Linked DNA regions of Homo sapiens: all the other regions are linked to region 3. A link is an interaction called in ENCODE POLR2A ChIA-PET data of the cell type or tissue named here. Cell type or tissue: CD4-positive, alpha-beta T cell. All regions are shown on one strand.

Region 1 (2,500 bases), 58 kb before region 3:
ACAGGTGCCCGCCACCATGCCTGGCTAATTTTTTGTATTTTTAGTGGACACGAGGTTTCACCGTGTTGGCCAGGCTGATCCTGAACTCCTGACCTCAAGTAATCCTCCCACCTCTGTCTACCAAAGTGCTGGGATTACAGGCTGAGCTACTGCGCCCAGCCTATTTTTGTTTTTTTGAGACAGAGTCTCACTGTGTCTCCCAGGCTAGAGTACAGTAGCCCCATCTCTGCTCACTGCAACCTCCGCCTCCTGGGTTCAAGTGATTCTCCTGCCTTAGTCTCCTGAGTACCTGGGATTACAGACGTGTGCCACCACACCCGGCTAATTTTTGTATTTTTAGTAGAGACAGGGTTTCACTATGTTGGCCAGCCTGATCTTGAACTACTGACCTCAAGTGATCCACCCATCTCAGCCTCCCAAAGTGCTGGGATTACAGGCATGAGCCACCGCACCAAGCCCCCAAAATCTGAAATGTTTTGAGTGCCGACATAACACTCAAAAAAATGCTTATTGGCCCCGGGCGTGGTGGCTCATGCCTGTAATCCCAGCACTTTGGGAGGCCTAGGTGGGTGGATCACCTGAGGTCAGGAGTTCAAGACCAGCCTGGCTAACATGGTGAAACCCCGTCTCTACTAAAAATACAAAAATTGACCAGGTGTAGTGGTGGGTGCCTGTAGTCCCAGCTACTAGGGAGGCTGAAGCAGGAGAATCACTTGAACCCAGGAGGCACAGCTTGCGGTGAGCCGAGATCCCGCCACTGCATTCCAGCCTGGGCAACAGAGAGAGACTCTGTCTCAAAAATAAAAATAAAAAAAAAATAATAAAAGCTCATTGGAGCATTTTGGATTTGGGATTCTTAGATTTGGGGTGCTCTATTGGTAAGTACAATGCAAATATTTCAAAATCTGAAAATACCCAAAATTCAAACACTTCTGCTCCCTGACATCCTGTGTAAACAACACTGCAGTGAACATTTATAGGTAATTCATTCAGCGGGTAAGGGTCAGGACCTTTTATAGGGATCCTTAATACCACATTTTTACATGGTTCATTGAGCATTCGTGCTCCCCTCTGCTGTGGGTGAGGGTGCAGGTCCCTCAGCCTTCTTGCTTGGGTTGAGTCATCCTGGTCTTTAATTTGGTAAGCAAAAAATGGCATCTTGTTTTTGAGCTCGTTTCTGAGAAAGTGCATGCTCCTTTTCCCCATCAACAACTTTCATCCGGCGCCTCGGAACCTCTTCAGTAGAGAGTGAGATGCAAATAGCGAGGCACAGCTTCTTTCCCTCTTCTGAGCTGATGCCTGGTGAGGTCATAGACTGGGTTTCATTGCAAAGACGAAAGCGTGGGCAGGACTTTTGGAGCACAAAAAGGGGCATTTCAGAGTAGTCTTCATGGGCGGCCACTCCAGAGGTGAAGTTTTCTAGAGAAAGACATGAAAGTACTGTGTGGCTGTGGCGACAGACAGAGGCTTACGAGCCTGCCCTCTAGAGACTGTGAGCTCCGCGTGTGAGGGCAAGGCCTGGGGCTGTCTGGGTCGCTTCTGGGTCCCCACCACAGCTAGCATAGGGTAGGGGTGGAGGGGGGGTGCTCAGGAAGTGATTTTTGAAGAGTGGATGACTGAATACATGCACACACATACTTTTAAGTTTCTGGGTTAAAGAGGAAAACAGAATGAGGTAAACAAAGGAAAGTAATGTGGAGGTGAACTGAGCAGATGGCAAGATGCCGTGAATGGTTAGAGGCCAGGAGAGCCAGAATCAGAGTGGCTTCCGTGAAGTGTCCCTACCTCCTCCCCCAGCCCAGCTATGTCACTCCTCTGAGCTTCACACCTATGGACTGTTCTGCACCCTAGCCCTCAGATGCAACGGTGAAAGTGGGACTCCTATTGGGTTTCCCTGTTGAGGACAGACATGGTGCCCTGTGTATCTGCTGCTGCTTTTTTCTTTTTTTCTTGCTGAGTATTCCATGTGTAGCATGTTTGTAACACTTGATAAGAAACAGAACCATCCCAGATAGCTTGAACACTTTTCAATTCAGTCAGTAACAGACCAGGTCTGCTTTGGATTTCCAGGAGCTTGTGTCACTTTATTTTTTTTCTGAGCCAGGGTCTCGCTTTGTCACCCAGCTGGAGTGCAGTGGTGCAATGTCAGCTCACCACAGCCTCTGCCTCCTGGGTTCAAGCAATTCTCGTACCTCAGCCTCCCAAGTAGCTGGGACTACAGGTGCCTGCCACAACACCCGGCTCATTTTTGTGTTTTTAGCAGAGACGGGGTTTCACCATGTTGGCCAGGCTGGTCTCAAACTCCTGACCTCAGTTGATCTGCTTGCCTTGGCCTCTCAAAGTGCTGGGATTACAGGCGTGAGCCACTGCACCCGGCCTCTGGATTGCCCGGCCTGTGTCACTTTGTCATGAGCCCTTCTCCCCTAGTTATCCTTTATTCTTCAAACAGGCTTCCTGTGTGACATATTTTTTGAGTGCCTGCTATGGGGCAAGCCCTGTG
Region 2 (2,500 bases), 67 kb before region 3:
CTTCTTTTTCCCCAAGAAACATTTGAATTGTATTTCTGTTAGATAAGCATCATAGTAAAAAGTCTTCAAAGTTTTTGAAGGCAGAAAAAGTTTTCTTTGTTAAACCCTTCCCATTTTTTTGTCTTCTAAATTTCTAGGAGAACTACTGTTAAGTTTTTTAGTATCTTGTTGAACAATGGTTAACAATTATAATCATTTGTGTTTATGTAATCAAACTGTGAAACACCGGTTGGGAACTTGCTTGTGTACACTTGATGGCGTAAATGGTAGGGGAAGAGCATACATACAAAAGTGGCCTCTTTTGCTTTCTTGGCAGCATGATGTTATATTCCTTTGGATGTACCGTCATCTATGACCAGTCTCATCTTGAAAGGCATGCTTATTTTCCATTTTTCCCAGTGCTTGGAATTTGTTTCCAAAATTGTTTCTAGGAACATGACTAATGTGACTGACGATGCCTTAGGAATTCCTAGTGGGGACAAGGTGCTTGGCTGGGATGCATACCTAAGAATATCTCACAAAGAAACCTGATTTTGTTTCACTATTGCCTAATGGCGCACATAGTAGGTGCTCAATAAATAAATATTTTTTGCATGAGTGGTTTTTGCTTGTCTGGTCATTTGCCCTATTGTAGAGGGAGAGTAGTGTGCCCACTGGAGTCCCCACAGGGTCCTTTTGCCTGCATGCCTACCCCTGTGGCACCCATCAGGCTTTTGATTCCAATGTTGCCCTGGGCTCTCACTCACAGGTAGATGTTTTTTATTGCCCCATTCACAATTCAGCCACCTGCTGTCCGCATGCATGTGCTTGCCATGTTTAGATATTGGGTGTTTTTCCAGTTTACTTAATAAGTTAGTGGCCAGACTGTACGCTTCCTGCTGCATTTTTCCACTGTCTTGAGAGTTGGCCTCGCCATCTGTGAGCAAAAGGTCTCTTCTTTTTATTATTCTCCCATGGCATGTTGCAAAACAGTAAGCGTGAGCTGGTTTCCTGTGGCAAAAAAATGACTTTGATTTGTTCTTTTTGAGGTTACTGTGAGTTTATCATAACAGGAGTGCTAAAAATACCGAGTCTGGTATGGAAACAGCATTCACTTACCAGCATGAACAATAACATACAGGTTTAGCCTAGAGCAGGAAGAAATGGACTTCATCTCAAGATGAGAATACTTATCAGAGAATTCTTGGCAATCTTAACTTGCTCAGTCTCTGTTCTGATGAGTTATGGAAAAGTACTTAGACCATCTTTGAGCCACAGAATTGAAGCTGAAAATATTCTTAGACCAAACATTTTGTGAGCACCTGCTATGTACCAGATCTCATAGCTGGGACTAATCAGAGGAAGAGGAATAGAATAAGTGTTCTTGCCAATGTGAAAGACAAACAAATAATTCTACTCCTTGTGAGGACAGCTATAACAGAGGGCTATAGAAACTATCATGTGTTGTTCCTGGTTTTTGTTTGTTTTTTTTCCCCCCCAAAACAGGGTCTTGCTCTGCTTTCCAGGCTGGAGTGTGGTGGCACAATCATAACTCACTATAGCCTTGAACTCCTGGGCTCAAGTTATCCTCTCACCTCGACCTGCAAAGTAGCTGGGACTACAGGCGTGTGCCACCATGTCCAGCTATTTTAAAAAATCTGTTTGTACAGATTGGGGCAGGGAGGTCTTGCTATGTTGCCCAGGCTGGCCTTGAACTCCTGGCCTCAAGAAATCCTCTCACCTCAGTTTCCCAAAGAGGGACTATAGGAAAGCACCACCCTGCCTGGCTCGTTGTTCTGTTTTTAAATACATTTGCATTATTCCATAATAATCAAAGTAATTTATTATGGGAACTTAGGAAACTGAAGGTCTGACCATCTTTGGGGAGTTGTGAAGTCTTGACAGAGGAGGGGAGATCTGAGCTGTATTTCTCGGAACAGGTATTTGCCAGGTGGGAAAGAGGGAAGAATATTGCAGAGCAACACATGCACAGGGCCAGCAGGATAGAGGCTGAGCCTCGGAGGGGACTGGAGCTTGGAGAGAGCAGGCTAGTGGTTTCCCTATTGATAGAATATCAGAATCTGGCCAGGCGCGGTGGCTCACGCCTGTAATCCCAGCACTTTGAGAGACTGAGGTGGGCAGATCATGAGGTCAAGAGATCGAGACCATCCTGGCCAACATAGTGAAACCCCATCTCTACTAAAAATACAAAAATTAGCTGGGCATGGTGGTGTGCGCCTGTAGTCCCAGCTACTCGGGAGGGGGAGGCAGGAGAATCGCTTGAAAACCTGGAAGGCAGAGGTTGCAGTGAGCTGAGGTCGCGCCACTGCACTCCAGCCTGACGACAGGGCAAGACTCCATCTCCAAAAAAAAAAAAGAAATCTATCTATCTATCAGTCAGAATCACTGAGGAAACCGTTGAAAAATGCGGAGTGCCTGCTTGTAGCTCACATTACTGAATCCAGATAGCTAGGAGTGACTTGCATGTCTGCATTTTTCTATAGCACCCAGGTTTCTCAAA
Region 3 (2,500 bases):
CGATTTCGCAGGCCCGCCCCGAGCGCCCCTCCCCGGCCCCCTCGCCCCGTCTCCCTCACCTCCAGCTCGGCACCTCTGACCCCCTACTTTGACTCCATCTCCCACACCCTTGCGTCGCTCCTGACTCCCCTATCTCTGCCACTCGCTGGGTCTCTCTGTCTCTCTCTTTCCCATGTTTATCTCTCCTGTCTCTGTCTCCCTGTAGATCTCTCTGCCTTTGTCTCTGTCTCTCATATCCCCTCTCTGTTTCTTCCATCTGTCTCTCCCATCAGTCTCCACCACTGCTGTCTCTCCCCGTCTCTGTCTCCGCCACCTCTGTCTCTCCTAGTCTCTCTCCGCTACCTCTGTCTCTGCCATCTGTCTCTATCATCTCTGTCTCTCCCTGTCTCTGTCTCCATCATCTCTGTCTCTCCCAGTCTCTGTCTCCATCATCTCTGTCTCTCCCTGTCTCTGTCTCCATCATCTCTGTCTCTCCCAGTCTCTGTCTCCATCATCTCTGTCTCTCCCAGTCTCTGTCTCCATCATCTCTGTCTCTCCGTGTCTCTGTCTCCCCCATCTCTGTCTCTGTCGCTCCATCTGACTCTCTCAGCTGTCCCTCCTGGATTCTGTCTCTCTCTCTCTCCCTCCTCTGCCTCAGTCTCCCCACCTTTGTCTCTTCTTCCTGTCGTCTCTCCCACCTCTTGTCTCTGTCTCTCCCGCCCCCCTCTCCCTTCCCCGATGCCCTCTCTCTTACTCCCACAGCCAGGCTCAGAATTCACTTTTCATCCTTCTAAGACAGCCAGCGGACGGTTCGCTACTTCGTCCTCGCCCCTCCCCTCCGGCCCAGGCTTCTGGCAGCAGGCCCCACGCAGGGCAGACTTCAGGAAGGACTTCCCGCCCTGGTTCGGCACGAGAGCTTTATCGCTCGGGCCAGGCGGAGGCCGGGCGGCCCCGTGGCTTCCGGAGGCGCCCGGGCGGGATGAGCTCACTGCGAGTTGGCCAGGATTTCATCAGCTTCCTCCTGCGGACTTGCCCCCGCTCCTTTCCCGGCCCGGCCGCGCGGGCGAATCCGCCGGACGCCTGCTGCCCCCGAGCGGCAGAAGGCGGAAGCACAGGCGCCGCGCAAAAAGCCCACCTTTGCACCAGACGATGTCGCCAGCTCAGGAAGCCTGCAAATACAAACCCAATTCATCCTCACAACCACCAGGGGAGATGGACTATACATATATATATTTTGAGGCGGAGTCTCGCTCTGTCGCCCAGGCTGGAGTGCAGTGGCGCGATCTCGGCTCACTGCAACCTCTGCCTCCCGGGTTCAAGCGATTCTCCTTGCCTCAGCCTCCTGAGTAGCTGGAACTACAAGCGCCTGCCACCATGCCCGGCTAATTTTTGTATTTTTAGTAGAAACAGGGTTTCACCATGTTGGCCAGGATGGTGTCGATCTCTTGACCTCGTGATCCACCCGCCTCGGCCTCTCAAAGTGCTGGGATTACAGGCGTGAGCCACCACGCCTGGCCCCATTTATTCTTATATCCACTCATTCAGCAATTACCACAGAGTCTCCCCTGTGCCAGGCACTGGTGCAGTTGTAGGCATGAGGATACAGCTGTGAGCAAAATGGATACAAATCCTGCCTTCATGGGACTGACACTCTGGTCTGTGGCAGACCACACACCAGGAGAACACAGTAACAATACAAAGCGAAACTTCAAGTAGAAAAAGGAAGCAGGGAAGGGCCGTCAGGAGTGTTGAGGGATGGTGTCTTTGAAAAAGTGCTATTTGCCGCCGGGCGCGGTGGCTCACATCTGTAATTCCAGCACTTTGGGAGGCCGATGCAGAAGGATCATTTGAGGACAGGAGTTCGAGGCCAGCCTGGCCAACATGGCGAAACCCCATCTCTACCAAAAATACAAAAATTAGCTGGGTGTGGTGGTGCGTGCCTGTAATCCCAGCTACTTGGGAGGCTGAGGCAGGAGAATCACTTGAACCTGGAAGTGGGAGGTTGCAGTGAGCCGAGATCACATCATTGCACTCCAGTCTGGGTGACAGAGCGAGAGTCTGTCAAGAAAGCAAGCAAGCAAGAAAGCAAGAAAGCAAGGAAGGAAGGAAGGAAGGAGAGAGAAGAAAGAAAGAGAGAGCGAGCAGATGGGATTGGCTGAGGTACTGGATGTGGATGTGAAGGACAGAGAGGCGTTTAGGGGGCAGCCGGAAGGATGAAGGTTCTGAGAGACCAATTGTCATCATCATCATCATGGCAGCTCTCTGAGTTCACCTACTGTGTGCTAGGCTCCGTGCCGATTCAGAGCTTTACATACATGACCTGGTTACATCCTTATGACCATCCATAGATCCAGGAAGCAGAGACGGGAGCTGTGGTAGGATTCAAGATTTTTATACACATATATATATATATATATATATATATATAGGTTTGTTTGTTTGTTTGAGATGGAGTCTTGCTCTGTTGCCCAGGCTGGAGTGCAGCGGCACGATCTCAGCTCACTGCAACCTCTGCCTCCTG

The links. ChIA-PET counts read pairs that join two places held together with the same protein. Peaks named below come from ENCODE experiments on the same cell type or tissue, not always from the same donor. Only the 100,000 strongest peaks of a DNase experiment are listed, where the experiment ranks them.
Region 1: POLR2A ChIA-PET joins it to region 3 with 12 read pairs; 17 of 35 experiments call an interaction of 5 or more read pairs at or near these places.
Region 2: POLR2A ChIA-PET joins it to region 3 with 21 read pairs; 17 of 35 experiments call an interaction of 5 or more read pairs at or near these places.

What each region holds. Positions count from the first base shown.
Region 1 is chr19:47,185,444-47,187,943 of GRCh38, forward strand. All of the region lies in intron 6 of SAE1 (SUMO1 activating enzyme subunit 1), which reads left to right. Among named protein-coding and RNA genes, the nearest start is that of MIR3190, 40 kb to the right of the region's middle. RefSeq lists an enhancer at 1,310-1,579. In CD4-positive, alpha-beta T cell, no CTCF peak of the experiment used is centred here; a DNase peak (open chromatin) is centred at 1,368; H3K4me3 peaks cover 709 bases; H3K27ac peaks cover 1,770 bases.
Region 2 is chr19:47,175,899-47,178,398 of GRCh38, forward strand. All of the region lies in intron 6 of SAE1 (SUMO1 activating enzyme subunit 1), which reads left to right. Among named protein-coding and RNA genes, the nearest start is that of SAE1, 46 kb to the left of the region's middle. In CD4-positive, alpha-beta T cell, no CTCF peak of the experiment used is centred here; a DNase peak (open chromatin) is centred at 993; H3K4me3 peaks cover 711 bases; H3K27ac peaks cover 2,102 bases.
Region 3 is chr19:47,243,325-47,245,824 of GRCh38, forward strand. LOC124904731 (a long non-coding RNA gene) reads right to left here and starts at 871. Exons shown (of 2, transcript XR_007067278.1): 1 at 734-871. RefSeq lists enhancers at 68-1,061, 1,261-1,761, a cis regulatory region at 630-1,281 and a silencer at 866-915. In CD4-positive, alpha-beta T cell, CTCF peaks have their summits at 1,089 (motif pointing left) and 1,289; a DNase peak (open chromatin) is centred at 1,017; H3K4me3 peaks cover 950 bases; H3K27ac peaks cover 830 bases.